2 separate regions of the Homo sapiens genome follow, and region 2 is linked to region 1. The links are chromatin loops, found by intact Hi-C in ENCODE. Cell type or tissue: ovary. All regions are shown on one strand.

What was found. Hi-C counts contacts between places; a loop is a spot of excess contacts. Peaks named below come from ENCODE experiments on the same cell type or tissue, not always from the same donor. Only the 100,000 strongest peaks of a DNase experiment are listed, where the experiment ranks them.
Region 2: it touches region 1 in a loop (2.1-fold over the local background); 2 of 110 quality-filtered maps call a loop at or near these places.

The regions. Positions count from the first base shown.
Region 1 is chr9:79,143,225-79,147,224 of GRCh38, forward strand. It overlaps LOC101927450 (a long non-coding RNA gene), which reads right to left and starts at 2,442. Exons shown (of 5, transcript NR_109771.1): 1 at 2,273-2,442; 2 at 1-7. In ovary, no CTCF peak of the experiment used is centred here; no DNase peak of the experiment used is centred here.
Region 2 is chr9:79,262,939-79,266,938 of GRCh38, forward strand. No RefSeq gene overlaps it. Among named protein-coding and RNA genes, the nearest start is that of LNCARSR, 300 kb to the right of the region's middle. In ovary, no CTCF peak of the experiment used is centred here; no DNase peak of the experiment used is centred here.

The DNA.
Region 1 (4,000 bases):
TGGGGATCTGCAGGAGAAGAACTTAAGTTAGAACTGAGGCAGGCTAGTGTGGTAGAATGCTTGAAAAAGTGAACTTTGACCTAGACAATCTCTCCAAAAACAGGAATTTCTTATGGTTTTTACTTCTTACTTGCAACTGGTTAGTAAGAAGACTCATGCCTGAAGTATTCAAAACAACTGGGAAAGTGCAGAAGAGATTAAGACCACCTAGGTGAATGGTAAACAGGAGCTGCTTGAAGAAAGTGTCAGAATCTTTATGGCAATCCAGGGTTAAGTAGGCATCTCTATGGGAACTTCATGGTTGAGGAAGCATCCTCTTTTCTTAGAAGTGCTATGGTGTCTTCTGCTCAGTGTAGCATATTTGTTCAGGTATGTTCTCATAGCCTTGAAGTACATTAATGGAACATATATCTTTTTCCTCTGTTATCTCATCTCTTTCTATCATCTTTATAAATTATGACAATGCCCAAGAACCTCAATTTACAAAATTGTCTTTTTCACACTACTGGTTGGAAAAGATTTAGAAAAATGGAAAGTTTTCCCCAAAGCCCCTTTTTTTAAGAAAGCGAGGAAATTCTCCACAACCTAATCCCCTATGAGACTCTCTAACGTTAGAGAAAGAATGAAATTAGATAATTTAAATTTCTAACAGTATGTAACTGTAGGAGTCAGACTGTGACTTCTACCTCACATCCTACGAGCAGTGAATTCTTGGTGTCTCCCTCTTTCTATTCTACTGAACACAGGAAATTGAAAATGTCAATTAGAAAATCTTATGAAATTGGAAATCCGAAAACTAGATGGAAGCTTGATGTAATTACAGAACACCTCTTAAATGGGCCCATTGTTATCAGGCTTAGAAAATAGTGCAAAGTCAAAAGAATTGAACTCTTGTTCACTTTTTATGGTAATGTGTTCATGAAGCTAGATGCATTATATAGTTTTCTTGTTTGACACTCATGACCCTTGAGATATTGGTGTTCTTATATCATGTCAGATGAGGTTATTGAAGTTACTGGGGCTCAGACAGGTAACATAACTGGTGAGTGAGATAACATGAATGCATTCAGACATTCCTGATTCCACAGCTCATATGCTTTTCAAAGCACCATGTTTTAAAAAAAGTTTAGCATATGATAAAGACAAAATAGATTGGGAAGTCCTCCTTGATGTTTTCTTTTCTTTCACATCTCACATTCAAACCTTTTGGCTGTGTCTACACACTTATATATAAAATCCAATCACCTCTTTTTTTTTTTTTTTGAAACGGAATCTCACTCTGTCACCCAGGCTGGAGTGTAGTGGTGCGATCTTGGCTCCCTACAAGCTCCGCCTCCCGGGTTCATGCCATTCTCCTGCCTCAGCCTCCCCAGTAGCTGGGACTATAGGTGCCTTCCACCATGCCTGGCTATTTTTTTTGTATTTTTAGTAGAGACGGGGTTTCACCGTGTTAGCCAGGATAGTCTCAATCTCCTGACCTTGTGATTCACCCGCCTCGGTCTCCCAAAGTGCTGGGATTACAGGCGTGAGCCACCGTGCCCAGCCACCTCTCTTCTTCATTGTTGTTATCATACTACTGCAAGCCCTCAGCATTTCTTTCTTGAATTACACAATATCTTCCTAACTGGTCTCTCTGTGTCTACCCTTGGCAACAGAAACTTGCATGAAGCTTTTGCAAGTGTTTCCTCCCAGTCTAAGGCTTGTCTTCTCATTCTCTTGACATTTTTTTTCATAGAGCGAAGTTTTAAATTTTAATAAATTCTAACTTATCAGTTACGTCTCATGTATTGTGCCTTTAGTGTTGTATGTATCTGAAATGTCATCACTAATCCCAACATCATCTAGATTTTCTCTGATGCTATCTTCTAGGAGTTTTATAGCTTTCATTTTACATTTAGGTCTACGATCCATTTTTGAGCTAATTTTCGTGACAGGTGGGGGTAAAATCTCTGTACAGATGCACTTTTGACATGTGGATGTCCAAATGTTCTAGGATTATTTCTTGAAAAAACTATTTTTTCTCTATTGTATTACTTTTTCTTCTTTGCCAAAGATCAGATGACTAAATTTTTGTGTATCTATTTATGGGCTCCCAGTTCTGTTTTATTGATCTATTTTTCCATTCTTTTACCAGTCACATTGTCTTGATTACCATTTATAGTAAATCTTAAAGTCAAGTGGAGTTTGTTTTTCAACTTTGTCAGGTACACCCCTTCCTCTGATCTGGTTGTTCTCTCTACCTATATCACTCTTCCTACAGATGTCCACTTGCCTGATTCTCTTCTTTATTTTCTTCTTCCTTCTTCGAGCCCCACCACTAGCCCCAGATGGTCCCGCTGATGATAAAACTGAAAGTAATACATCACATTTTCTTTGACCTCTCCAACCATGTGTTGTGAAAACGTAGTTTCCTTTGCATGTGGTCTCCCATTTTTGAGATCTGTCTAGGTCACGTGATCCATCCGTTGCTTCAGTAATCAGTTAAGAGGATGTTACCGTTTAAATGTAATCAGTGTAGCAAGGGGTAGCTGTAGGAAGTTTGCACAGAAAAAGAGGGCTGACTTATTACCCAGGATATGTGTCTCATCCCTGTACAATGACTGGAATTACTTTGCTCTGACAGACAAAGACAAGGTTATTCCTACCTCAGTATGACTATTGACTATGAACCTTTCACAGACAATTTAATCAGCACCTCAACCTAGAAAAAGTCCCAGCCATTCATGGACCTGACCTAATACACTGCACAGAGAAAAGAAAAGGAAAAACAAAAACAAAAACAAAAAACATTTACAATAGTAGTTAAAAATAAAACCCCTAGAGTAGAGTTTGTGGTTCTTTATGGAATGGCCATTCACTTTTATACTCTTCAAGTTATGATCTAGCCCATTTGTAAACTCTCACGTAGAGTTCCTACTGGGTGCCTGCTACTCACTGACCCTCTACCCACCTTCTCCTCACCTATCCTGTTAATATGTATGCCATAACGCAAATACTATATGGATTACATGCTGAACAGTCAGCTTCCCATCTGCTTCCCCAGCTTCTCAACCACCCTCTGGATTATGTCCAGAAAGGGTACTCTAGGAATGAAGGCAGCCAGGCAGGTCTGTATAAAAAACTATTTCATGAGAGTACATTAAGATTGCAAGCTGCAGAGAAAGGAAATCAAATGACAACGTTTATCTATCAGTATAATATGAACGCCAGTCCTGGCTCAGCCCCTTAGTGGTATGGCTAGAATGAATTTAGGCATTAATCCAAGCCTTGGTTCTTTAATACATAAAATAATAATGTATTATTATTTTATGTATTAAATGTATTATTATAATAATAATAATAATACTCATAAAATCGTAATGAGTATTAAGTGATATGTTGATGACATAAAAATCTATACCTTTAACCCAGACATATGAGTTTTAGACCCATATACCTAATGATCTCAAAATCCTTTCTTTGATTTTTAAAAGATACCTCACAATTTTCATATAAAAAAAACCCTCATAATCTTACCCCTTCTCAGTAAGGATACATTAGGTAATGTTGCAGCTACAGACAACCATAAACTCTCAATGCTTAAAACCATGAAAGCTTATTTCTCTCTTGTACTACCTGCCCATCTTAGGTAGGCAGAGGGCTCTGCTCCAGGGCATCCTCACTTGAGGACCCCAATGGACAGAGCCTCCATCATCAGGAACATCACTGGTTGCTGTGGCAGGAGAAGGCCACACCTAGGTTCTTCAGAACTTCCATCCCATGAATAACACATGTTACTGCTATGCACATGCCATTGGCCAAACTGTGCCATGCTAAATTCAAATGTTCAGAAAAATACAATTCTACCATGTACTCACAGGGAGAAAAACCAGAATATTGGTAACAGGCTTAATGTCTACCATCCTTCCCAAATCGGATCCACCTCCACTGTTTTCAATCTCAGTGGAGCAGATTGGCTAGAAGCTCACCAATGCCAGGACATAGAGGAAGACTTTATTTC
Region 2 (4,000 bases), 120 kb after region 1:
TGTGTAGCACCTCCCACTTCACTCTCTCTCTCTCTCCTGCAGCCATGTGAAGATGTGCTTGCTTCCCCTTTATCCTTCAGCCATGATTGTAAGTTTCTTGAGGCCTCCCAGCCATGTCTCCTGTACAGCTCACAGACACATGAGCCAATTAAGCCTCCTTTCTTTATAAATTACCCAGTGTCTGGTGTGTCTTTATAGCAGTGTGAGAATGGACTAACGCAGTTCCTTCTCAATTTAATATTTTCCCCATTGGCTCTCTCACCCACAGAATAATTTACTTCCACCATTTTCCCCCCAACATTTCATGGGGAGGATGACAAGGCAATATTGCCCATCATTTAGGCAAAGATGCACAGAAGCTATGCAGCATGCCCATGACTACAAAGCTACTGGCTGAATACCGAAGCACAGGGGTGTGACACAAGCAAAGACCTAACTTGATGCAGGTCATTTCTTTCAATCATCAATCAACCAAATGGTCTTTTTTATTTTTAATCAGAAATTCTTGTTACTAGCCATATATTCTATGTGTTTACGGAAATAATTCCAGGTGAGTTCCTCAAACATAGGCACATAAAAATGAATTTTATGTGAATATAGATCGTATTAATTCTTGCCACTTGTGTTGTGATTTGCATCTTTAAGACACTTCACAAGCATCATTAACTAATTAGTCTTCAAGATGCCTCTCTGGAGGTAGATATGTATTGCCTCATCTTGCAGATAAGGAAACAATATGCAGAGAGATCACACAAAATTCAAGAAACCCAGCAATGAGCCCCAAATAATTTTCTCATCATTATTTCTTCCTCATATAAAAGTCCTCTTCAAGAAAAACTCCAAATTCACACCACACCAGGGGCTCTGTGTGTAAATCACAAGAGCTGCCTGCTACACAGAGGAACGTGTTCATCATTGAAGAATGTTTACATAAGTCACATCATGGGTTACTTGAATAGAAGCCCATAACACATATTTGTAGGTAGGCATGGTGGATTCCTTTGTAGCAATGTCAGTTAGGAAACATAGCTGCCAGAAAAAAGGGAATGAAACCTAATAATCAAATAGAAATGGGTAAAAAGCAAAAAAAAAAAAAAAAGTGTAAAAAATGTGAGTTCCTTTTATTCCCCTTAGAGTGGGGAGTTCCTCCAATTCCCCTTATTTCACTTAAAGTTAAAAAGGTTCAAAGTTAGTAGGAAGACCCAAACATCCCCTTCTGGGGGTTTGAGGGATTGTCAGGCAGACACCACCTACTTTACCACCAGACAAATGACAGCTAGTGGAAGTGACCATGTTGGCAGGTGGCCAGGAGTCCCAGCTGGACACCAACTTGCCCTGTTGCCTCCTGGGTGCACTCTCTCTCTGTCTCTCTCCCTGCCTTTCTCTCTCTCCTTTTCCAGCTCTAAAATGGAAATCACAAATCCAACTGACACCACAGAGTTGCATATAAACACTATGATAAAGTGCTTTGTGGGAACCAAGCCCTTTGTGCATTGTAAAGAGGGTATTTGCGACGGTAATAATTCCTCCTCTAACCAATACCACATCCTATACCTGGAGACCAGGTGGCTGCTCCTGGATGTCTGTACTTTTCCCTGTAATTCAAGTGAGCCACACATCTTCCTACTGGAGTGCTCACAGGGTTTGAAAATGAAGTCCTGTAGGGAACTCCTTCTAATTGCCAGTGAGTCACTTTCCTTTCCAAGCAAAGAGGTTTCTGTTGGTGACATTAGAGAGCAGGCGCTTGTCTGTATTGTAACAGCTTAATTATACGTATGGGTATAATCACACAATCTGTCATTATACCTTTTTTTCCACCCGGAGAATTTGTACTGCAATCACCATAACACTATAACAACATGAACAACAGACTTTCTGGCCCTCCCCGTGATCGTTTCCTTTGCCATGCCTGGTAGGGATGAGCAGGCGGCTTTGGATGGAAGAACTGACTGCTCGCTAGCAGAAAAACACAAGCCTGAATCTTTCACAGGGTTTTCAGGGCATCCTGTTCATTTGGCTCTCTCTAAAGGACAGTCAAGTCCCTCGCTTTCCTCCCAGCCTAACAAACCCTCCCTCTGGTTTCATCTGTTTGAAAATTGCACAAGAAGAAACCATCCTTCTGCTATTTTATACCCAAACCAAGTGAAGTGGAAATTGCATGAGGAAACCTATCCATCTGTTATCCCTCAGCTCAGCAGTGGTTAGAATTTATTACACAGCGCATCCTGTCCCCTGCCTCTGCCAGGCAGCCTGTGGGGTGAAGTATGGGTGGGGAGGGAGGCTCAGGTCTCAGAGAGGGGGCGATTGCCTTTGCAGCTTCATCAGCAGAAGTAGCAAACTTACTTATTACAGAGCAAGAGTTGGGCCGTCACAGAACAGCAGCATATGAGGAGGAGGAAAGGTACTGCCACTGAACACCAGGTAACCTTGCATCCCACAAGCCACTGGCCATGTCATTCCAGCTACACCACAACCAGGAGGCAAGATCAGGGACAAACTCTGGGAGACCCAGAACCCACCTCATGGGGCTGGAAATTATATTTTAGAGGGAAGCTTTATTTCTAAAGGTACTGTTGAAGTTCAGCAATAACCTGTTCCCGTGTGTCAGGAATTTCTAAGAAAATGGCTCCAGGACAACTCCTGGGAAACAGCCCCTTCTCTTGGGATCAAGAATAATTTGTGGCAACATCCTGTAGTTCTTCTTCCCTGAGTGGTTGTGCACTAACCTGAAATAATCATCATTAGCATGTTGGTGATTGCTATGGTCCTTATCAGCATTGATGTTTCTTTTATTAGAGGAGAATAGCTGATTAAGTCTCAGACTTGTCACAATGTACTGCAGGCACTAAACCTAGTGCTTCGGATTTTCCTTTTCCTCAGGTTTACAGACTTCTTTATCTTCCCAGAAAATATGGTCATTTGTTTGTGTTTTGTGAAGTCTCTTTGATCCATAATGGAATATTACAGGTATAAAGAAATTTATACCTGGAGATTTTATTCATACTCATTAATAATATCCCTCACAGACCATCAAATACAGCCTAATCCTTTAATGTTGCCTCATGTCTACCTTCAGGCCTTAAAAGAGATAAGGCAATTAGTGTAGGATCCATTTTTTTTTTAATCAGGTTGGAATTTAAACCAGCATCATCAGCCTGCCAATATCTCCTCAAAACAAAACCTAGTTAGAAGAGCCTATGAGATTGTGGAGTCCAAGGTCATATTAATGCCACATGTTGTGTGAACTTGTCATTTTTTCTAACAATACAGAGTTATGCCCCTTTTAACCAATTCATTTATTCAATTTGTTTATTCATCCAAGAGCTCCCTCTATGAGCCAGGTACTTACTGTATTGTGTTGAGGATTAAAGTCTAAAAAAAACCAGACATGGTCCCTATCCTTACACAGCATAGAGTCCAGTGGAGGAGATATTCAAGAAAATGGTTAAATGCAATATAATGTTTAAGGAGAGGGTAATGTATAGTGATTGGGAGAATCCTGTGGCCTAGATCTGGAGGTAAATATTAATAAGATGGAGAATAATGGAGAAATGTATTCCATTCTAAAAAACAACATGGCAAATATCCTGAGTGAGAGAGACATGGTACTTTCAAAGAATTTAAGACAGTTCGAAGTGGTTAAAGGATGGGAGTAGTGAGACAGAGGCAGCAGATGTAGTGTGTTAGTCAGGGTTTGAGAGAGAAAGAGAACCAGTACTATGTGTATTCCTAGAGAGAAGTGAATGAGGGCTTTAAGAAACTGGCTTATGTGATTGCAGGGGCTGGCATGTCCAAATGCAGTGGGTCTGGCCAGCAGGCTAGACAGCCAGGGAAGAGTCGATACTGCAACTTGAGTCCAAAGCTCAATTCTACCTTCCTCAGAGGACCTTAGTTTTTTCTCTTAAGAACTCCACTTTATGACTTGCCCACTTTAGAGAGGGCAGTTGGTTTTAGTCCAGTCTACTGATTTATGTTAATCTCATCTTTTCAAAAAGCCTTC